2 separate regions of the Homo sapiens genome follow, and region 2 is linked to region 1. Evidence: chromatin loops called from intact Hi-C (ENCODE). Cell type or tissue: adrenal gland. All regions are shown on one strand. Links, peaks and the distances in the headings refer to the core of each region. The heading gives the core; the rest is flanking DNA. Region 1 overlaps SLC24A3 (solute carrier family 24 member 3). Region 2 has its middle 76 kb from the start of SCP2D1-AS1.

Region 1 (12,305 bases), core at 2,808-10,807:
TTGAACCTTTGTTTTCTTCCTTTGTTCTCTTTGCTTGTGCTGCAGGAACCTGTTTTCCAGTGAGTAACATGAGAGAGACTTAGAGCAGAGTGTTTTGTAGCCAGAGTGGCAGGCCCACCGTCAGGTGCCAGGAAGGGCTCTGCAGCTGGAGAAGGGCTCATCACCTCGCAGGCCTCTCTGGGTGCCCAGAGGTGCTATGTCAAAGGGTATCTGGTTAACAGTGAGCATCCCCGCCTCATGCTGCCCAGCTCACGAGAACTAACACAGCTTTTGATAGTCATTACCCTCAAAAGTCCTGAGTGCTTGGCAGATCTCATTTCTCATCCCCCTCGAAGCGTGGATACAACAGTGTGTTAGATGGAGCTTCTTGCCACAAAACCAGATCAATATGTAATACTGGAACATATTCTTGGTGAGATGGTTTATGGACTTCTAGGCAGTGTTGGCTGTTTCAGTGAGTTGAATATGTCAGCTATGGAACAGCTTATTTAGATCTTGATTAATCTACAAATGTGCAATTCTGTATCCCAATTACCTAATGTGAGTGTCCTTTCAAAGCTAATCCTAAAACCTGCATATCATTGGATCAGCCAAGTCATACAGCAAAAGAGGGTTTGAGTCCATTGCAATTTGGGAATGTATTTTCTGATTTATTCCCAGGCTACAAAGTACAGCAAGAATTATTCTTAATTGACATTTTCTTTTTATTTTTTTGAGACAGAGTCTCACTCTGTCGCCGAGGCTGGAGTGCAGTGGCGCGATCTCGGCTCATGGCAAGCTCCCCCTCCCAGGTTCATGCCATTCTCCTGCCTCAGCCTCCTGAGTAGCCGGGAGTACAGGAGCCCACCACCACGCGCAGCTAATTTTTTTGTATTTTTAGTAGAGATGGGGTTTCACCATGTTAGCCAGGATGGTCTCAATCTCATGACCTTGTGATCTGCCCGCCTCGGCCTCCCAAAGTGCTGGGATTACAGGCATGAGCCACCGTGCCCGTTAATCGACATTTTTAATAAAAAGCCCATTGGCAAATAATTTTGTACAGATTATGAATAGATCTATCAATGAGTTATTTTTGAGATTTTTTTCCATGCCAAGCATCCCAGGCTCCTCAGAAATTAGTGAAGTATAAGACAGAATTCTTACCTCTAAAATCTCCCATCACCTACAAAAGTTACACAAGAAATACTATTTCAGAGTGAAAATATTACAAAATATAGTTATGGATTATAAAATACAGATAGAGTCACACCAACTGAGAGAGAAATGTAGCCACTATTTTGATTAATGGCCTTACAAACTCTTATATGCAAATATATAATATGTGTATATACACATATACATAGATTATTTAATAAAAAAAGACATTGTAATGCTGTTTTTCATTTAGCAATGTATTATGAATGCCTTTCCTTATCACTTCATATTGGATTTACACAATCCCTTTTAAGGGCGTCTTATTGAATGATGAACCACAGTTTATATAACCCATTCCCCAAGGTATATTTTGCTAGGTTTGATAACTTATTGTAGTCAGCAATTTTGGAATGAAAATACTAGTGCATATGTCTTTATGCATTTGTCTGATATTTCCACAGGATCTAGTGTTAAAGTATACTTTAGAATCTTACGATCTTATGGAAGAGACCAAACATATATGTGAAAAGCAAACAAGCTCATACAAAGCAGGGACCCTGGGGCTACGTTAGTGCAACTGCTAAGGGTCAAAGGCAACAGAGATCATTTCATGCTTGGGTTGCCACAGAGGCTTCATGAAGGACAGTTGCAAGTGACAGAAACTTAAAACTGCTTAAGTGTAAAAGGCCTATTATTGGCTCATGAAATTAGAAAGTGATTTTGATTTTAGACTGGAGCCGGGGCCAGGGGTCACATGGTGTCATTTGGGACGTGTGTGTGTGTGTGTGCATACATGCTTGCGTGTGTGTGCCTGTGGGTGTACTTTTCGTGTATGCATGCGTGTGTGTGTGCATGTGTGTGTGTGCGTGTGCCTGTCCCATCTCTTGGGTCGGCTTCTCACTGTGGGAGCAGCATTCTTCTCAGGCAAGTTTTCTCTATATGACAGCTGCCTCTAGCAGCTCCAGATGTGGGGTGTTTATATCCATAAAAAGAGGGTGTCTCTGCCTCAGCTTCTCCACTTATCTCTGCTTGGCCCCTTACAGACCTGTCCCTGACTCTCCACTGTGTGACAGGGCATGGATGTTCTATGGCTATACTGGGTCATGTGTGTGCGCCCTGTGTGAGGAGGAGGGGATGTACGACTCCCATCCTGAGGAGCACTTCTCAAAAGGAAAAGATACTGGGAGGTCAATAAATGAATGCAATGTCACTGCTGAGGGTGCTAGAACTTGAACCACACCTATTAGATGCTTTGAGAAGCAAGTAACAGAGACATTCTAAATCAAACTGGCCTCAACAATGCTCATGGTATGTTATGAAGTCAAGAGGCAGGGTGGACACCTGATCAAGGGCTCAGTGATGTTATCCGGGGGCTTAGGTTTTTTCTGATTCAGGGTCAACTTCCTCTCAAGTCAGATTCCTTCAATATGACTGTCAGTGGCAATGAGGGCTCCCAGCTTCCTGGTCCACAGCAAGCAACAGAGGGTGAGAAATGGCTCCCTTTGGCAAAAAGTAAAAGCCTTTCCTGCTCTCTAATTGGGCCAACCTAGGTCATGTGCTCACCTCTGAAACAATGGCCACAGCTAAGGAATACTACATACTGATTGACCAATCAGCATCCACTCCTGGAGAAAAGGATAGGGTCACCTTCCACATGGGGCATGGTGGATATTTGGACAAAACTGGGGTCTCCTTAGGAAAGAGTGGGAGAAGGATGTTGAGTGGTCAGTCAACACTGAAATCCTAGTAAGATTTCATTAGTTGGAGAGGAAACATGCGGTTGGATACAGTGGAGAGGCAATTTCTGGCCAGAAGGTAGAATTCCAGGGAATACCCTGGTCATAGCTGACCAAGATGCAGAAGCAAGTTTGCAAAGCTTTCCTGCAGGGATCCAGTGAGTAAACAGGTTCAGTTGGAAGTGTTCATTTATTTATTCCCTCATTCCACATACCTTTATGGAGTACCTACTATATACCAGGCCCTGTGCTGACTGCTGCGGATATGGCAATCATTATATGAAATTAATTATATGACATCATATCCTCATGAACTTCTGGTGGAGGAGACAGACAATAGATGAATTAATTTAACATATAATGTATCAGGAAAAACCAAAGAGATAAATGACATAGAGAGAAATGGGAGCGGGGGAAAGAGGTTGCCATTTGAGCAGGGACCTGAAGGGTGTGATGGCGTGAGCCAGTGGGATATCTTGGGGCAGAGTGTTCAGGGCAGAGGGAAGAACAAGTGCAAAGGCCCTGAGACAGGAATCCATGACATGTTTCATGGAAAGGGAAGTGGGCAAAAGGAGAGTGACAGGTGATAACATCAGAGAGAAAGCTGGGACCAGGTCACAGGAGAGTGTTGTGGGCATTGGAAAGACTTGGTATTTAAGGTGTTGAATTCATGATGACAGAAGACATTATCAAAGCAGAAGGTGGCTGGACGTTCATCTTCCTGGCTCTGCCTCACTCTAACTTTAACCCCTTTTATCTCCTCTCTTCCAGGCCATATACATGTTCTATGCGCTGGCCATTGTGTGTGATGACTTCTTCGTCCCTTCCTTGGAAAAGATCTGTGAGGTACGTGCCTCACATTCTTGGTATGTGTGAGCCAGACTGGGGACTGGACCTGTGCCCTGTACTGTTCCAGCCTCCTCACCAAAGTCCTGGGGAGCCCTCGCAGGGCAGCTGCAGCGGGAACACCAGGCATCACCATGTTTGAGAGCAATGGGCAATATTAGCACAAAAGTGTCATCGGTCTACTGAGCATTTCATGACTCTGATCAATAATCAGACGAAAACCCACAGGACCAACCTCCCCAACTCCATTTAGACCTAACTAATGGTACTATTTGTGTTTTCCTTCCCCATTTTCTTTTCCTTTTAAACTCACTCTTCCTTTCTGTTACTTCCTCCACCTCTCTCTCCTGTGTTTCCTTCTGCCTCCATAACTCTCCTTTGATATCCATGGCATCCTCGCAGGATTAAAAACCTCCAACCGCATACCTCTGCCATGCTTCCTCTCTCTGTATATGTACAGAAATGCTCCAAGCGGAAGCACTGAGATGAAAGAATTGGCCACGGAGATCAGGAAAGTGTCCCTGTTAGAAATCATCATAGTGCATGCCAGGCTGAACAGCAAGTTAAACCCCTTTCATCAAAAAATATTCAGCAGATCTAGAACTCTTTCATTCTCTTGCCTCTTTCATCTCTGTCTGTTTGGAAATGTAGCTTCCTTTATCTGAAAGCTTTCCATTTTATTTATTTATTTATATTTATCGGTTTATATTTTAATTCAGAATCCCTGTTTCCAGAAGGCATCTCCCCCAGACACATCTGTCGAGAACTCGGTTTCTTTATGCCAGTAGTTCTCAAAACTGGTTGTGTCTTCCCTTTCCTTCTCTCTCCCCTGAGTACCTGATCCAGTAGGTCTTGGGAGAGTGGGAGGGGGTAGAATTTGCATTTCTAATACGTTTTTCAGGTGATGCTGAGGCTGCTGCCTAGTCCAGGAACCACAGACTTAGAGAACCACATACCCTAAGCAGTGTCTTCTACATCCTGGAAGTTAGTGTTGGATACTTAAATAAATAAAAAGTGTCCCACAATAACAATATTTAGAGAGCCACAGGAGGTGTTCTCTTCCACAGTAGCACAGAGTAATTGAGGTGGCATCTGAAATGCACAGTGGGCAGGTGTGGAAGCCCTTTGTCTGAGGAATTCCACCTGAGAGTGGGGTCACCTTATGTCGAAGGGGAGGAGGTGTTCCTCACCTGTAACTGGAGTCCTCTGTGATCTCTGAAATACCACTATTGGGTGTTTTATTATTCATGCAGAGCAAAACAACTCTCTCTCTTTCCCATGCAATTTTTTTGGTGTGAATATCAAAATTATATTCTGGAAATGTCAGTACAGTTGTCAGCATGTGTTCTACTCAGTTGAGGACACAGAACCTGTGAATACCCATGCCCTTGTAGGGAGAGGCAATCAAAGAGCCAGAAAATGGCAGGAAAAGAGGGCAGGTGTGAGTCTTTTAACAAAAAAGTTATAAGGAGAGGAAAAGGAAAGAAAATGTTTAAGGAGGGTGAGGTGTTATTTTACTAGGTCCCTGATATGGTTCAGTCGCTAAACAGTGTGGTGTGACTATGTCTACCTGTCTTTAATCATCTCAAGAATTCTGCCAGGTGACTGATATTATCCCCTCTTTACAAACAAGGAAACCAGAGCTTAGAGAAGCTGAGCAACTTGCCCTGGGTCAAGGGATAGAGTCACTATTTGAGCCCAAGTCAGCCTGATTTCCAAGTCTTCAGGCTTTTCTCTACTCCATCCAGAGACGAGCCTGGACCAGGTCATGGTGGTGTTAGAACTGGCTGCACTGCCCAGACCCACAGCGATACTGGAGGAGTGGGCACAGAAGAGCAACCACATTTTCCTGGGCTCTCCCTGCTCCCACCCCAAATCTGGTCTTATAAGCAAGATTCATATAACAAGAGTGGGTGCCCCGTGCCTGTCTCCTGGAAAGACAATGTTGGCTCCATGGACCTTAAACAACCTTAATTGCTGGGGAAACATTATGTCTGTGAATGATGGGTGGGCTGAGGTCAGAGCTCACATATATTTAGAGATCCTGACATGTTTACATCTTCTAAGAGACGTGGAATCAGTTCTCCCTGGAGTTACACTTTCTCACAAGATGAGAGGATCATGACGTGGGTCCACCAGCAGTGGCCTGGAGGGCCTCTCGGCCCTGGATTCTGTTTACTGCCTGTGCTTTCCTTAATCACCTTTTAATGATTCGATACTCTGTGTTTCATGGTTACTCGTAGACTAAAACTGGGAGTGGGGCAGAAAAACACAGAAGGTTGTCGTTTCCAGCTTTTGTGAAAGATGAGTGGGGAGAGAAATCCACACTGTGCAACGAATCATTGCTTGGAGGTCAGGGCAGATTCTCGCTCAGTCTCAAATACTTTAAAGTTAAAAGCAGAAAAATGTGGGGTTCAGGAAAAGGCAAAGAAAAGAAAATGGGAGAAAGAGAAGGAGATAAAGGCAATGATCCAGGATCCGAAACTGGGGTCAGGCAGGCCCTGGTGCTTACAAAGCACCTGCTCCATGCCAGCCCCTTCCCCTGTCTGGACCTTACTTTCTCCTTGTGTGAAATGACAGCCCCTAGATTTTGAACAGTCCAGAGATACCATTGCAGAACGTGCAGAGAGGGTCTCCAGAGTTTAGAGAAATCCTATAAGCCACAGTAGACAGCCTCAGCTGCACTGAGGCGGGAAGGGAGAGAGGCATTTCAGGAAGAAGAGTGAACATGAACCAAAGCGCAGCGAGTGGAAGGGCCTGGCATCCCCAAGGACCATGAGGTGGCAGGCCTGGCCGAGCAGAGGCTTGTCTAGGAAAGGTGAAGTCGGATGGGGAGGGTGGGAGGCTTTGGGACCCATGTGGAGGCTTCCAGGACAGCAGTGGGACATTTGAGCAGCGGAGGATGTGACAATAGGTCTGGAACACTACTCACCCCTCTGACGTCAGCACTAAGCTGGGCTCTGCCTGGACCAAGCTCTATGCCAGGGGCTGGGAGGAAACTAGATCACACACAGCATGTCCCATCCCATCCCAGGGCTCCTAGCTGCAGAGCAGCTCCAGGGTAATATCCACAGGGGGCTGGAGGAAGTGGCGGGGAATTGGCAAGTGCAGAAGTGCAGAGAGAGAGTGGGGGAAGGAGAGATTGACGCTGCGAGGGACAGAGTTGGGAGGAGATCAGGAAAGGGCTTGTGCAAGGGGCAGGATTAGAACAGCCCTTAGAGGGAAGGTGTCAGTGGCCAAGTATTTTGAGGAAGGGTATTTGGTGAGAGAATGTGTGAGCCGCAAAACCAAGATGGGGTTTTGCACCAGCATACAGGGAGCCCTGCAAGCCAGGCTGGGCGTTAGGAATTATTCCAAGCTCTGGAGGGAGCTGGGGAGGGCTTTTCAGGGCTCTGTCATGGTAGATAGGAGTCCAGAGTCAAGAAGACTAGAGTCCTGTGAGATATTGCCAGGGCTGAAGTGAACTGGGGATGATGGAGGGGTATAAGAAGATACAGAGGAAGAAACAAACTGGCTGGATGAAGGAGAGAGGGGAAACGGACATGAACCCAAGGTTTGGATGCCACAACTAATACCCCAGCAGGACAGAACCACAGCAACACATGGCTCCCGCCTCCTGGCAGGTCTCGGCAAACCATACAGGGAGCTGCGAGCTGTGTCAGGCTACCTCACTCACAGACTCTTAGCTCCATGGGACAGGAGTGCTTGGGCACCCCTCACAGCCACACCTTGCAACTTTGCGCTATCTGCGCCTCCATCTTAGGATCTGCTCGGCATCCCATGTGAAGCTTCGCTGTCCAGCCGACAGCGAAGCGACCCAGGATCCTAGATCAAAATCCTCAGTTAGGGCTTCTCCTGCAGACTATTGTGGGTCACTCAATGGAGGCCAGTGACCTACATCAGGGCCACACCGCCCCTCTCTGGCTGAGCAAGGAAGTGCAGCTGTAGGTGCCACTGGGAAGAGAAGGATGTCACTCAAGCTTGACTGCCAGGAGGGAACTGGCTATTCACTGGCAGCCAGCAGCATACTTTCTGGGTCATGACTGAATGCAGAAATGCAAAATCTGGTTACCAGCCTCTAATGTATAATTGCCTTGTCTTCTTGTAAATCACCTTTTGGTTTAACAAACAGAGTAACCTGGAGAGCTCATTGTATAAACCCCGTCTTGGCAGGGCTGATGCCTCATTACCTTCTTTTCAGCCTTAAGCCCCCACTCCCACTCTCTGATCCCGGGGTTTCCAGAATGCCTCAAGGAAGGGGAGTGGGTTTCAGGAGGGTGATCCCCACATCCACACCCCAACATGCCTCCATAACCTCCTAAAGACTCACAAACTGGTTACCATGAGCGTCATTTAGCCTGAGATCAGCATAGTATCACAAAAATCAGGAAGTTTTGCATAAAAGGTTGGATTATTGGCATCTCTTAAAAATCAGAATATCTGGCCACACTGAGGGAACTGGGCAATGCTGCCCATAGAAAGAGGTGAATGCCCCCACCATAGCCTCAGACCTACCGCCTGCTGTGGCCTCCCATGGGCCCACTCCACTCCTGACTGTCATCTGCACAGCCCCTGCGGGAATTGGGTTGAAGACCCCTAGATCTTCCCAAGAGCCTTTAGCTCATAAGGACATGTAGTTCCCTCCCCAAACCTGTCCCTTAAGGAGGACATTGAGAGGAGCTCTGACTCAGCAGGGGATCGGCAGCAGTGGCTGCGCTCTGTGAGAAGGAGAAGGAGGCTGAGAGGGACTAAGTACCAGCCCCAGGTCCCATCGGTCCTACTCTCGCTGAAGCCCCAGTCTTTGCTTCTCAGGGCTTGGACTCTCGGGTGTCACAGTCACCTCTCTTCCGAGATGGAATCCCAACTCACCTGTGCTTTGTCTTTGCTCCTCTGTAGCGCCTGCACCTCAGTGAAGATGTGGCTGGGGCCACATTCATGGCAGCGGGAAGTTCGGCCCCAGAGCTGTTCACATCGGTCATAGGTAGGTGACAGACTGAGGGACATCTCAGACCTTCACTGTCTGAAGGAAAAGGGCTCTGGGAATGGATGGCCCCCAGACCGAGATTGTCTGCCACTCATAGAAAATGATAATCCAGGGACCCCAATGAGTAGAACATCAGCCTCCCATCTGCCGTTGTTGTTTTATTTAAGTGATGCTTTTACTGTGCATGAACTTGTCCCAGACCCCAAGCCCATCACACTCCTGTGCAGCTATCATCCCTCTGTAGATTAGAAAGCTCTCTCCACCCCTCAGCTGTTTCCTGTAGATTCTGAGAACAATCTAATGCTTATGAAAGGTTCCCCATGCCCACCTTGGAATGCAACAGGGCCACAACAGCCAGGCTGATGTGGGATCTGTGTTTCAGGGGTCTTCATCACCAAAGGCGATGTGGGAGTTGGCACCATCGTGGGCTCAGCGGTATTCAACATCCTGTGCATCATTGGTGTCTGTGGGCTCTTTGCTGGGCAGGTAAGACTGGCGGCTTCTTTGTGATGGCAAAATGTGACATTGGGGAAAGGGGAGGCATGGAGTTTAGGCAGGAGACTGTCTTGCTGGAACACAACTTGCATTAGGGCCCAGTGGTTTGGGCAGCAGTGATTTGGGACCTCACATCCCAGGAGGCTGGCCCAGCTAGAAGTGGAAACTGGTAATCCACCATTACTTGGTCTCCATGTTGATGGAATATAGAATGCTCAGGTCCACATAAATAATTAACCAGACTGAAAGATGTGGGTTACAATCTGAAGGGTTCCACATTCATTTTGGTATGTTACTGATCTGAACTAGAATGGCCTAAAACAATTTTAGGTATGATTTTTGCTCATTGGAAATAGAATACATGAGAATCTGCTAAACACAATGAGAATACATGAGAATCTGCTAAACAAAACATGCAGTCATCACGGTTTAGGACACAGCCTAACCTTTTTTGACTGTGGTAGAGCATTTCATTTCTCTATTATAACGTGCCTTTGGGGTTATGAAGGGCTTAGCAAGCCTGCAGTTTACCTATGGAGTTGATGCCACTTCCAGGTGGTGTCCTGCTATCTGAGTTCTTTATGAATACTGGCGTCTGTTTTGGAAAGTCTGGGGAAGGTGCTCAGAAGCCACTGCGTGGGAGGCTCTGGGCGACAAGCCTACACTGCAGCAGCACCTGGAGGTTTGTTTGCAGGGTTTGCAACTGTTTTGCCAACTCTGATATCCTAAATTTCTTCATAGGGATTTTATTCAGAAACAACACAACCCTGAGATCTCTGCCCAAATACCCACAACTTTGTGTATCTTCTAGTAAAAGGCACTTCTAAAAGCTCATGGAGGCTACTCCACTTACAATATCAAGGAACCTGCTGATCCTAACCACTTGATCAGCAGCCTTGATATGAACAGTGCACTGTTCTCCTAGAAGTGGCTGATTGGGTCAGGGGGCTAAGGAAAGCCCCGGGGCAGCCTTCCCCCTACCCTTTGCCAGGGCCCTCACCCCACAGCAGCGGCAAGGGGCACCCCATGCTGCCCGTTCCACTGATGTAGACTCGAGGGTCTCCATGCAGGATACCCCGGGTCCACCATTGCATTCTCCACTGCCCATTTTTACTTCCGTCATCTTCGTGCCTATTGATTTGTCTGGATTGCCTGGTGTGTCAGTTGCCTTCAGGTGACACGCAGAGGGACACCTGGATCTCATCGGGATTCAGCTCCAGGGCCCACAGGTGGATGGGTCCCTTCTATCTGGAAAAGGGGCTCCCAGTACATGGTGACTGAGCTCTGCTCAGCTCCTTAGACTGAATGATTTCCCTCTTCTCATCCTCTCAGTCAATGAGCTCATGTCTTAGATTTTGTGTACCCACAATATGTGCTTTTTAAATCTCCCATAAATGTAGTTAGTATTTTTTTAAAAAATGAGTCTCTGCCTTTGCCTTTGGTGCTATTTGCACTTCCCTGGCTCTCCTTTGCCTTGGACACCTGCTTGTGGCCTTCCACAGATGAACAGTTGCACCCAGCAGAAGAGTCTGTCGCTGTTAGCACTCTCCTAATTGGCATTGTCACCATCAGCAGTATGGTTATTAGTCTGGCTGTTATTAGTGTTGTCATTAGTTCATTCATCATTTGTACCTGAAGCTTGATTCACAAGCAAGCCCAAAGGAAGAGAGATAATGTAGAGAAATGAAACAAATGACTGGGGAGCATCTAGTCAGTGCCACACAACTAATTACTTATGAAATGGCTTGGATGCATGTGTGGCTCATCACTCATTAGTAACGCGGTTCATCCCAGCTTGGTTGGAACACCTGCATCAAAGGCAAAGGGCTCCCTGAACTCCAAAAAATGCTGGTGTCTGTCCCTTGACTCACCCCAGAAGGTCTTTGCTGGCTCACCTCACAACCCTGTAGCCATGGACAGAAGTAACAACCATGACTGTTGGGAGAAGCAGTCCACAGTCCACGCGATGACTCTGGATGCCAACCTTTCCTTCTGACTTTCCTGTCATGTGCCAAACTGGAGATTTTCAAGGCCATCCAGCTCAGGGTTTTGTAGGATCCTTCAAGTCTTTGCAGAGGAAGCAAAATTATGTTTTGGGAAGAACATGGGCTGGGGAATCAGACGGGTCTGGGTTTAAATCCTGATTCTGCCATTTTCTGGCTGTGGAACCCTGGAGAAGTTACTTATGTTCTCAAAGCCTCATTTTTCTCATCTATAGAGTGGGTACAAGCACACCTACTTCCTAGTGTTGCCATCAAGATGAATTGTAGCATGTTCAGCATTAATAGACCTGCTCTACATGGTAAGTCAGTCTCAGTTAGACACCATTAGCTATGCTCAGAATACGCATCCCTGGGGTTCTCACCTCCAAATTCCACCTAGGTCACTGTGATAATTTGACCAACTCATTGATGGAACTTATCTAACAGTCAAGGGTGTCCACAGCTTAATTAACAGACACAGGATACTCAGTGGGAAGGAAAGGGATAGTCAGGGAGAAGGTCTTCTAAATGTAAATCAAAGTAAGGAGATGTTCGTAGAAAAACAGTCTCAAAGGACTAGTACTTACTTCTGTGCTGTCTACCAGTGGGAGGTGAAAAAAAAGAAATGACAGCTTCCCAGCCTCAAACAGGGAGAAGCTCTCCCAGGCGGTGGAGTTGGTGCAGTGGAATGTTACGGCAAAGGCTGGATATTGGGAATTGAAGCGATTAATAAATCCAATCATGGATTTCACTTAGCATTTTATTTATGTTGATCTGCACTTTCATTTGGCTGGGAGAATTACCAGCGAGTGCCCGTGGGCCTCCCTCTATGAATTTCAGCATGGAGGGTTGCACATGACCAAGTCTGTTATCCATCTGAAATTAAAGTAATTAAGCTATAAGGTTTGAGTTCCTGTCTCAATTAGGGTTTTGATGAATTCAGTGTAATTAAATGTCTGCTGTATTTGCAGTTTGCAAACATAACCCTCGCTTTGGTGTTCACCTAAGGTGCTTTGGGGAGTTTTATGGGACAAAAAGGAAATTGCTTTTTAGAAAGTGGCTTATAGAGAGGTTCTTGGCATCACTTCAAGACATTTACAAGGCTGTGGTCCTACAAGTTTCCTTTAT
Region 2 (12,305 bases), core at 2,044-10,043, 680 kb before region 1:
TGATGCTCAGAGAGGTGGAGCAACTTGTCGGGCTCATGAGGTCAGCAAGCAAAACTCAAGGTTCAATTTTCTGACTCTAGGTCAGACCTCTTCACCCATGAGTGATCTCTATTCCTGGCTTAATAATGTCAGTTTCTAAACCATCCTTTGTGTGTCAGACCTGCCATGCCTTGCCCACATTTCCTTAGCCCTTACACTTGAACCTTGCTTCTGGGTGCAGCATCTGAGAGCTCAGCATGGTCACAGCACCAGCTCTGCCACCCTGTGCCCATCAGAGGTGGCACCCACTGGGAGCAGCCCTGGACTAGTCAGTGACCCCTCATACCACTCAGGAGTTGCTGTAGACATTCCTCAGCAACCTTGCCCATTGTGTGGGACGCTGTGAGGTGTGTGCTCTACATTGTTTCCCAGAGAGTCCCAGCAGGAGGAAGCTGCAGTGCCCACCACAGGGACCTGCTCGAGTGATGTACTCTCATTGGCTTCCTTCACATCCCCCTATCACCCATCCCCATTAGTTCTGGGATCACCTCCTAACTAAAGCACATGAATCCTTCTCTTGGACGTGCCTCTAGGAAAATATAAACTAGGGTCTTTGTGAAGTTTTGTGTTTCCTCTCCATTCTGGTCCCGCCTGTGAGCCCCATATCAGGGTCTCTCAAAAATCATAAGCGCCAAAATGAGCACAGCCCCCAGGTGGAGTTTGAACAGGCTAGGATGGAGCCTGCTGAGTTCTCAGGAGGGCACTTGAAGGGTAATCAGAGGAACGTATTCCCTTGCTCAACTCCAGCGAGCTGGAGACTTCCAAATTGGAGGCTGGATCCGATTGTATAGTCAGAGACATGGTTGAGAACATGCATATGCCAGAACTGAGGGCCTGAGCTCACTGTAGCCAGCAGTGGCCCTTCCCATCTCCCTTTAGGAGCAAGTGATAAGAGGAGTGTGAAATATGAAGTTGGCTTGAAGCTACAATGTTGGGGTACACACATCTTTTGAGCTAGCATCTTAGGAGGGGCTTCCTTGAAGCAAGCCCTATGATGACAATCTGTGTGCGTGTGTTTCATTAAGGCAGGACTCCGGAGAGAAATTGAAAAGGCAGTAGAGCAGGCAGGGGAGAGAAGCAGCAGCAGCAAGCAAGGGAGTAATTTCAGGTGATACTGTGGGCAGTTCTGGAATGTGAATTGCACCAAGAGTTCGCTCCACCTCAAGGCCAGGGAGTGAGGCTTTCATACCCTGCACCAGGGAGGGCAGGCACATCAACTCCAAGGCACTTCTTGCTTTCTTTGTTCTGGGTCATAGTTCCAGCAGTGCAAGGGCATTGAAGTGGGTTGCAGGTGTGAGTGATAGGAGTGAAGGCTGGGTGTAGCGGCTCCTGCCTGTAATTCCAACACATTGGGAGGCTGAGGTGGGAGGGTCGCTTGAGGACAGGAGTTCAAGACCAGCCTGGGCAACATAGAAAGACCTCCTCTCTACAAAAAATAAAGAATTAGTTGGATATTTTGGTGTGTGCCTGTGGTCCCAGCTACTTAGGAGGCTGATGTGGGAGGATCACTTGAGCCCAGGAGGTTGAGATGGCAGTGAGCTGAGATCACACCATTGCTGTCCAGTTTGAGCAACAGAGCAAGAACCTGAGTCAAAACATAAATAAAAAAAAATGTGAAGTGCACAGAAGAGGGCTGGGCACCCAGAACTGGTGTATTAGTCTGGTTGGGCTGCTATGACAAAATACCACAGAGTGGGTGCTTTGAGCAACAGAATTTTTTTTCTCACCATCCTGGAGGCTGGAAATCAAATATCAAGGTGCCACCGGGTTGATTTCTGGTGAGTGTTTCTCTCCTTGGCTTGCAGGTGGCCACCTTCCCAAATGGTGCCCTTATTTGGCCTTTCTTCTGTGCCTGCACATCCCTGGTGTCTCTTCCTGTTCCTATGAGGACACTAGTCAGATTGGATTAGAGTCCCACCCTAACAGCCTCTTTTTTTTTTTTTCCTTTTTGCCTTTACCTGAGAATCTAATGCTTTATTTAACCTTAATTACTTCTTTAAAGAAGCTAACTCCAAATACATCCACATTGGGGGTTAGAGCTTCAACCTATGAATTTGATGGGACACATTCAGTCCATGACAAATGGTGAGAAGGCTCTGAGGTCATCTGGGTGCAGTCCCAACAGTATCTATGCAGACACTTTAAGCTAAGGCCTCACGAAACCTTCTTTAGTAACCACTTCACATTGTGGGTTCATAGTAAGTGTTCTATTACCCAAATCCTCAACACCAGAGCTGTCTCCAGCCTATACCTATACAGTTTACCATAGCCATGCTCTTGGTCTTTACCCATCTTCAGGGATGGAGCACTCCCCTAGAGCTGAAAAGATCTCTGAAAGAGCTGAATCCATGGCTTCATTTTGCAGATGGAAGAAAATAAGGCTGGGGAAAGCCAAATGCCTCCCTGGAAGTTGGTGTCCTCATGGTAGAGTTGAGCTCACCGTCCAGACCTCTAGACTGAGCAGGGGAGAAAGACCTAACTTTCATTGCATGCTGCTTCTTTTTTATGTGCAAAGGAATGTGTAGCTGTTTTCCCCCATCAGATTTGCATATTCTCTTCTGGCTGCCAGGGGTGCAACCTTTTTCTCAGGGTTAATGGTATTTACATCAGTCTGAGACATCAACAGGCGCTCAAGACCCAGACTTTGCAATTAAGCCATTCCATAAGCAAAGAGGAGCTTATGGAGCTTTGTGACAGGTTGAATATTTATAAGCAGGCTTATCTTAATTAAGATTGCTGAGTGGCCAAGCTGGAATGTGTTTTCCTCTTTCACACAATGTCTTTCAGCTGGGAGGTCACTGGCGGTCAGGTTTTTGGGATGGTGGGTGGGGGAAGATTTGGCGATTGAATGAGCCACCTGCAGAAGATGGGAGAGGGTCAGCAGCTCATTCACAGGCCACCCTGAAGAACTTCTCTTGAGCAATCTGTTTACTTACCCAGCCAGCTCACGCTTAGGCTGGGGCTTGGCACTAGTTATTCTCTTCAAAGAAGCAATGTGTGCGATAAGCAACATATGCATCTGGCTATGGTTTATGGTAGACTCTGTCTGGTAGGCATGGAGCTATTTCATCTCAGCAGAGTCATCTTTTCTCGCTTGATCCAGCTGGCCAAAGCAAATGGCCTGTGGAACCAACTGGTCCTTGTTTGCCTGGGATGCTTCTGGTTTTAAAAGTCAAAATTCTATATCCTGAAAGTTCTCTTAGTCTGGTAGGTCACTCTATTTTTAGACCAAGAAGAGAAATCTCATTGGAATGAAGGCCCATTACACCTTGGCGGACTCTATTTTAAAAAATTTAACTGACAAGTAATAATTGTATATATTTATGCGGTACAGTGTGAGGTTTTGATATGTGTATACTTATGAAATAATTAAATCAAGCTAATTACTCTGTCCATCACCTAATCTACTTATTTTTTGTAAGAATATTTAAAACCTACTGTTTTAGTAATTTGGAAATATATAGTACGTTATTAGTTGATTTTCACACTGCTATAAAGTTACTACCTGAGACTGGGTAATTTATAAAGGAAAGAGGTGTAATTGACTCACAGTTCCACATGGCTGGGGAGGCCTCAGGAAACTTACAATTATGCTGGAAGGCAAGGGGGAAATGAGCTTGGACCTTTTCAAATGGCGGCAGGAGAGAGAGTGTTAGCAAGAGTGGGGAAAACTGCCTTATAAAACCATCAGATCTCGTGAGAACTCACTCACTATCGAGAGAACAGCATGGGGAAACCACCCCCTTAATCCAATCACTTCCTACCAGGTCTCTCCATAAACACCTGGGGATTACAAGTCAAGGTGAGATTTGGGTGGGGACACAAAGCCTAACTATATCAAGTACATTGTTATTAATTGTGCTTACCATGCTGCCTCTTCTTTACAGTTCAGCTGGAGGCCAAAGCGTTTGGTTTCCTGGGTGTGACCACCTCTACCTCTCCATAGCCATTTTCTCCATAGACTTGCTTGAAGCCTAAGGGATACTCCATTCCCTGTTTTCCCTTCTATAATAGTTCTGTGGATGGCTGAGGGGATGGCAGAAGACTAAGGGGAAAGTAAAGGCGTAGGTGACCCAGTCATTCCTGTCTTAGGGGCTAGGTTGGCTGGATCCCTAGACTGAGAAGCCAGGCTGAGTGTGACCTGTGGAGACCTAGAAGATTAAGAGGAATGGATATTGCCTTGCAGGGAATGGTAAGCCATGAAATGTTTTGTAAGAAGGAGTGGTACATACAAAATATTGCTCCAGAAAGCGTTTACCTTCAGGAGTTGATAGAGTGGGCAGAGCCCTGCAGGCTGGAGTTTATGGACATCCCAGTGAGAAAGGGCATGACTCGGGAGGCTGTGGAACAGCAAGTGGCCCTAGCCTGAGTGAGTCCCTGCAGTGTCCAAGAAATGATGTTGAGATATAACCACCCAAGAGAAGAGACGAGGGTCAGAAAACCCAACTGTCCAAGCTCACCAAGGGGAGAGAGCAGTGTTGCAGATGTGGTTGGTGCCTTGTCCATCTGCACCCAACACTTGCCCTTCATCTCTCCATCCAAGTTGTGCTTGGTCAAAGCTGAGCAGTTTGGGAGATAGGACCCCAATGATGATGCTGTTTGATGGATAAATACCCCCACTTCCTCATCATTGTCCCAAGGTGGGGACAACTCTGAGCTGTGTTATACACCATCTCCCACAGTGTCCAGCATGACTGATGTCAGTGGCCTGCAGTGGTAACCCAATAAATCCCAGGCATTGGCCGCCTTCCCTTCCTGGCCTCACATCCCCCTCCTCTAGTGGTGGTTTCTGGGATCGCCTCCCAAATAAGCTACTTATATTCAAATTCTTATTCCAGGGTCTGTTTCTGGGGGATCCCAGTCTAAGACAGATTAAAACCAGACGTTCTGGTATTCTGCGTCTAGACATTCTCCTTTAACATTAGACAAATCACAATCACTGCTCTTTGAACTGTGAGCTTCAGTTCTTTGCCATTTTGGGGGAGCAGTTCTCTGGATCTACTTGTCCAGATGTATACAGGTTTCTGATGGTTTGCTGTATGACGTCTCACAAGTCCTCTGCCCGTTCTGGGCCACTGCTTTCCTTTGAGTGTTGTGGTGTCTTCGGGTTTTTGTAAATCAGGACATTCGGGGGCATGCTGTGATAATCAGCTTTGCACTGTTTGGTAGCTCCGTTGATGGAAGAGGGTGCATGGTTGCTGTGTGGCATTTGGAGGCAAGGCCAGATCTAGGGATGGAGGATAGGTGGCAGCAAAGTCCTGGTCATCTCAGCTGGAACTTATCATCCTTTCCTCAAAATGTTGGAGATGAATTTTAGTCTCTCCACTCCAGAGTTTGAAAGTCTTTTACTAGTCCTGACTCAGTTTTCCAACCAACTGACATCCCTGCCCTTGAACCTAGCACCCTCCATAACCATATTGTTTCCCTAATTGTTCACAAAGTTAAGTTTGAAAATGAAAAGCCAGCAAGGGGATGATTCCAATAAAAGGAAACTGAAGAGGACTTTTATGTCTTAGAAATGCACTCATCTGCGCATCTGAGACTAATAATTGTTAGTGCATGTGCGTAAAAGTAATTTGTTACCTCTCTTTGTCTCTTTTTTACCCCTTTTTCTGAGCCTGACTCAACTATGGCTCCTTGGAGAGGGAAGTCAATGGGACTGAAATGGTTACTAATAATGGGTCCCAAAGTAGGCAATGTAGCCCAAGCCAGAGAAACTATCAAACACTAAATGGGCATCAGAGAAGTCAGACAATATGTAAATATGGATTTTGAAGATCAAAAAGTAATTCTAAGTAACCAGAAGCATTAGTATTGTCATCATTCAGGAAACACAGTTGACGACTGAAAGACCCATGGGGCACTTTTCTTAGGCAAATTTAGTGCCAATAATATTTTGAAGCCTCTTTGTAAGGTCATAGTCAAGCTCAAGTTTCATTTGAGTGTCTAAAATTTTGTGACTACAGACATCATGAAATCTTCTCTATTTCTTTTTATGTTCCCCCTGGAACTATCCCTATTGAAAAGGTGATTTTGAGGACAAATTTACATCACCAACATAAATAACATTCCATCTTTAATTAGCTTTCACGATGGGCCCAGGTGGTCCTGACAGCCTTTTGCATCCTAGAGAGCCCAGAGGAATCAGAGAAGGTGTCCATCACCAACTGTTCTTGGTAACATGCAGAGGAGATGAAGATACTTTCCTTAGGGTGGTGGGAAACTTTGATGAAGGTATAAAAAGACTGATCTGGAAGAGGAAAGGAGTTGGATAAAGGTACCAGAATGAGCATACTTTCGAATCATACTCCCTTCTGCATTAGATCTCTAGAAATTACAGAAAAGACATAAAACACATTCATTACAGCTGTAGAAAATTAGATCTTGCTTTTCTTGGATGTGAAATTATGTAAGCTAGAAGCGAGAGGAAATGAGGTTGAAAGTGGAGTTCACTGATCAAAACACATGTAGGTGAGTTTTTTTAAAAGGCAGAAGTAGTCCAGGGGTGCTGCACAAGAGTCCCAGGAGAGCTCCCAGCTTGAGGCTGTGGATGCAGAGGGTGAGAGGGTTGCCTGAGGTCATCTGCCCTGGTGACTGATGATGTGCCTCAGGTGCAGCCTGGTGGCTTGCCACCTACCTGTGTCAAGCAGCAGCAGACAGAGGCATTTTCTGCCAGGTGTGAGCAGAAACCATGAGTACTTGGGAAAGAGAGGCAGGTACCAGGTAGCTGCTGATACTGGGAGTTGACAAACTACTGACACATACATCTAAGATAACATGTCGATACAAAGTGTCTACCAAACACTATAGCGTTACTGTCAAACCTGGAAAAAAGATATCACAATCATCACTGCCATTCAACATTATGCTAAAGGCCAGTGCAATAACAGAGGTGAAAAGGAGATATTTGAAGATGATATGATAATTTAGAAAATCTAAGGAAATCAAGTGACAAATTATTAGAACTTAGATTGCTAAAAAGGCGTCTAATATAAAATCAACATTAAAAAGTCAAAAGACTTAAACATCAGCAATAATAAATTAGACAATGTAATACCAAATAGGATTCCATGACCACAAAACTGTAAAATACCTAACAAATATAATGACAAATGTGAAAGATTTACACAAAAACTTATGAATCCTTATTAAATGTCACCAATAGAAGTCTGAGTAAGTGAAAACCTATACTATGTTTCTATATTGTATATTTCTCAATTCTTACTAAATTAATCCATAAAATACCAGTGTAATTTTAAGAAAGCATATAATAAGTAGAGTAAGTCAGCCAATTTCTTTTTATGAAGAGCATGACAGGGTTCTTGCCTTGTAAGATATAACCATGAAGCTACATGCAACAAATTAACAGCCAGATGCATAAATTGTAACTATAAAGGTAGCAGAAGAAAATACAGGAACATTTGTTAGTAATCTTGAGATAGGGAAATTTTCTTAAGCAAGGCACAAAATACAGAAGGCATAATTGATAGATTTTGATAGACTACATCAAAATGAAAACTTTTATGTAACACTTGCTGGTATAAAACCACACATTAAGACAACTTAAATAACCAGAAAATATTTGCAACATATGGGAGTTAAAGGATTATAAAAATGAATGTGACTGAATCACAAAATTATCATATACTCCAAAGTGCAGATAAAGTTATCTTCTACTTTATTTCTCTGTGTTTGATTTCATCTCCTCTATAAGGCCTCCATAATTTTGTCCACTCTAGTAAGTGTAATATGAACCAATGCATCCAAAAGTTTCTTTAGACAATGCGGATCTCGTTTGGATGAAATGCCCAGACTTCCTCCCTAAGATGCAGGGGATGTAGGAATGAGGCTGTGGCTTGTGTGGCCTTGCGATGGTAAGGACAATGGAGGATTCATTGCTTGTCTTCTGGATTTCCCCTCATGTCCACTTCAGTTCATGGATTAGTGACTGCCCGGGTGCAGCTGGTGTCATGCCTGACTGCTTAATTTCTGGAGGCACTTAGGGCTGAGGTTCACGTTGATGTCTTCGTTTCTGGTTCCTTTCCTAGCTGGGCCAATGCCTATGACCCTTTTGTCAGAAGCATTCAAACCAGAGTGACTCCATCTTGAGTGAGGGCTAGGAAAATGAGGCTGGGACTTATTGGGCTGCATTCCCAGAAAGTTAAGTATCCTAGCCTCTAGATGTTTATGGTTAAGGGAACAGATTGATAACATTTACTAAACAGACCCAGACTTGAGAGTGTCCTAATATCCCAATATCTTGAGAACAGAAGCAGTCCTAATTTTGCTTTAAAGATAATATTGATTCTTCCAAAATACAGTAATTAAGAAAATTAATCCTTTATCACACACCCTTGTAGCAGAGCACATCTCCCATGATCTTTTTTTATCCTATATAAATGAGTATTGTACCTAGGGTGGACGCATTCCTCCTCTTATTTTTGGAAACACCCTGCTCTGTCTGTGGAGTAGCTGTGCTTTATTCCTGTACTTTCTTAATAAACTTGCTTTCACTTTATTACTCTGTGGACTCATCCTGAATTCTGTCTTGTGTGAGATCCAAGAACCCTCTCTTGGCGTCTGGATCAGGACCCCTTTATGGTATCGCTTTCTGGCTGACCCAGCCCCACTACTGCCCTCACTATGACCTTGCCTGAGGTCTATGTGTGTCCCCAGGCCATGTGGCCTGTCCTGCAGCCCTCACCTGGGAGCTGCTTCCCTTCATCTCATGGGCTGTTTGGTGTGCTCCTGTCTAGCCATCCGGGTACCTCTGTACCTGCTCAGGGCTACAGGGAACTCTGGGTTCCCTTAGAGCCTCAGGTAGGGAGTGTCAGATAAAAATACAGGATGCCCAGTTAAATTAGAATTTCAGATAAACAGCAAATAATATTTTAGTATACGTGTGTTCCAAATATTGCAGGTCTCAAATATTACATTATATTAGTATATTAGTTATACTAAAATAAACACTGATTGTTTTTCTAAAGTTCTTATCTAACTGGGTATCCTGTATTTTTATTTGTGAAGTCTGTCAACACTAGCCATGTGGGAGCCAAAGGCTGCTTGGAAGAGGTGAACTCGAGGCCTTCCTTCTTTTGCCTGGCTGCCTGGCACACTGCGTCGACTTGGTTGTGCCCACTCCAGTTAGGCTGGGGGCTGAGCATAAGGCTGCCTCCTTCCTCTGTCTGGATAGAAAGTGAGGTTGAGGTTCTGCTGCTTTTTGCTTTTTCCTCGATTTATCTCCTCTATGCCTTCAATCCAGAGCAATTAAACTAAGACATTCTCTTTACACAGGCTATTGGGACTTCCCCCTGCTTTCCTGTCTGTCTGTGCGGACTTTCCTTGGGTCCTCTAGGCTCTTAATATGTTCAAGGAGGGAGATAAAGGAATTTAGAAAATCTCTTCTCTCTCCACAAAGCCTGGATTTAGAGCCCATTATCTTGCTGTGAATTCAAACTCTACTTTGAATGTCAGTAGCTGAATATTAATTCTTGGTACCACTGCTATAGATAATTCTAAAATCCCTCCCTGGTCCTCAACTGCAAGGGCAGTCAAATTCCTTACACTGATTAGGGGAAACGCTGCTAGAGTATAATTTCCTAGAAGTTGGAAATGACTTTTATACAAATATAAAGTGAACAGGTGTCAAAGATTTTATTTAGCTCATTAATTATTGAAGGGGCAAGTCAGTTGTTAGAAGAGATTCAAATCAGAATTTGAGTTACAAAGAGTTATATTCTCTTTGGGACAAAACTCATTTGCATTGTTAAGGACAGGAACAATTTACATTGCTACCAGTTGTCTTCACTTTAACTGCTGCCCCTACAGGCATGTAAAATAGACTAATAATGGAAAGTCAATCCAAAGGCACAGGCCTCTCTAGACTCAGATCATCCCAGAAGGTCCCCTAGGCAATGCCCAATACTCTACTGAAAGAATTCTCAGGGATCTCTTTTGCCCATTTCCACATCTTGGACAATTTTTTCCTGACAAAGTATAATCTCAAAATTTTTTTTATCCTGTTACAATATGAAAAGATAATAAATTCAAAGAAGAGGAACTATAAATGGCTGACAAATATAAGATTAAATGCTCAACCTCACCAGCCTATTCATGGGAAACATACTAAAACAACATAAGAGTTTTATCAGTTAATATCCAGGATGGAAAGACAAAGATTTCCATGCATTGATGTTGGAAGTATAAATTGGTTACATCTTTTTGGAGCACGATTTGGTAGTGTCTATTGAAATTTTAAATGTGGGCATCTGTTTGCAATTCCACTTACAGATATATCTTCTAGAGAAATAGTAACAAACATGCAAGTGAATAACGGTGAAAGCATCACTAATTCATTTACCAAATATTCATTAAGCACCTACTTTGTGTTAAGCTCAGAGATGCTTGGCACATATCAGTGAACAAACTAGCCAAAGCTCCTGTTTGCTGGAATGTGTATTCTCACGGGTGCAGATAGACAATAAAAAATATAATGAATATATAAATCCCCTAGTTTTTTGGAAGATAATAAATGTGGAAAAAAAGAGTAAGTAGATTAGGGTAAGGAAGAATTTGTAGTGCTGAGAGTTGGGGTGGGAGTAGGGGAACGGGTTTGGGTATTAAATATGGCGGTCAGGGTAGACCTCGTTGAGAAGGTGAAATTTGAATGAAGACTTGAAAGGAGTGTGGGAGTGAGTCATGTAGGTGTTTGAGGGAAGAGCAAAGGCAAGGACACTGAGGTGGGAGTGTGCTTGGCATGTTGGAGAAAAATCAAGGAAGCCAGTGTCTGTGGATCCAGGGGAGGGTAGCAGGAAAGGAAGTTGGTGTGGATAACAGGACACCCAACTTGAGGGGCCTTACTGGGCTTTGTAAGGAATTCAGCAATCTCTGTCATTGAAGTGGGGAGCTTGTAAGGTTTTGAGCAGGGAAGTTACACCATCTGAGTGTCATGTTCCCCGAATCCCGAAAGGTTGCTATGTAGATAATACATATATGGTAGGAGCAGGAGGGTGGACACAGGACCAGTCTAGAAGTGTTGCTCCTGGTCTGGACTAGCCTATTGGGCCAGCAGTCGAGAAGTTAAAGGTGGTCAGCTTCTGCAAGTATGTGTGTGTGTTTTAAATGAATTTTATTGTGTATATACAACATGATGTTATGGGCTACATATAGATAGTAGAATAATTACTATAGTAAAACAAGTTAACGTATTCACCATTAACATATCACATAGTTACCCACACTTTTTTTTTGGTGACAAGGGCAGCTTAAATCTTCTCATTTAGCAGGAATCTCAAATAAAGTAAAATTTTATTACCTTGTAAACCAAAAATAAAATGCTAAGCCCCTCAATCGACTGAATGAACCCTCCTCTCTGCCAAGGGCTTTCTGAAGTAAACCTGAAACACTAGTTCATGTCACATGCCACGTTGGGAATGGGTTGTCGGGCATGTCTCATTATAACTTCCTTCCCCTCATTCTAACTTCCTTCCTTTGGAATTCAGGCAGAGCTGACCAGCACTAACACTAAAACTTAAGACTCATAAAACGGACTCTTTGTAGCAATAAGATAGCAACATGAGATAGCAGGCTCTGGAAGAAATAAAAGTATTTACCCCAAAATATATTTCTTTGACATATTTTGAAATGGCCTTGCAAAGTTGTCTCTTGTGGGGAAAATCCACATTGTGTAGAGAATTCCCTTTCCTTTCCAGGTCTTTTTCCTGATCCAGGAGAGAGTTAACTAAGTGTTTGGCACCTTTTTAAATCTGATAAGAAACGTTTACAATGTATTCTCTCTGAAGCCTGGTACCTGAAGGCTTCATTTGCATAATAAGAACCTTGGTCTCCACAACCCCTTATCTTAACCCAGACACTCCCTCATATTGATTTCAGATCTTTAAATAAACTCTTTCAGTCAATTGCTGGTCAGAAAATCTTTGAATCCACCTGCAACCTGGAAGCCCCTGCTTCAAGTTGTCCTGCCTTTCTGTACTGAACCAATGTACATCTTACATGTACTGATTGATGTCATGTGTCTCCCTAAAATGTATAAAACCAAGCTGTAGCCTGAGCACCTTGGACACAGGTCCTCAGATCTCCTGGGGCTGTATCACAGACCATGGTCACTCATATTTGGCTCAGAACAAATCTCTTCAAGCATTTTATAGAGGTTGACTCTTTTTGTGGACAACCTGTAGTCCTCGTGTTATACATTAGATCTGGAGGCTTATTCATGCTACACATCTGCTACTTAGAGCTCCCCATTT

Evidence for each region. Peaks named below come from ENCODE experiments on the same cell type or tissue, not always from the same donor. Only the 100,000 strongest peaks of a DNase experiment are listed, where the experiment ranks them.
Region 2: a loop joins it to region 1, with 3 times the contacts of the local background. A loop is called at or near these places in 17 of 110 quality-filtered maps.

The regions. Positions count from the first base shown.
Region 1 is chr20:19,576,359-19,588,663 of GRCh38, forward strand. SLC24A3 (solute carrier family 24 member 3) reads left to right here. Exons shown (of 17, transcript NM_020689.4): 4 at 3,642-3,716; 5 at 8,613-8,697; 6 at 9,083-9,186. Among named protein-coding and RNA genes, the nearest start is that of RIN2, 180 kb to the right of the region's middle. RefSeq lists an enhancer at 6,917-7,418. In adrenal gland, for the core only: a CTCF peak has its summit at 7,634; a DNase peak (open chromatin) is centred at 7,523.
Region 2 is chr20:18,899,581-18,911,885 of GRCh38, forward strand. No RefSeq gene overlaps it. Among named protein-coding and RNA genes, the nearest start is that of SCP2D1-AS1, 76 kb to the left of the region's middle. In adrenal gland, for the core only: a CTCF peak has its summit at 5,289; no DNase peak of the experiment used is centred there.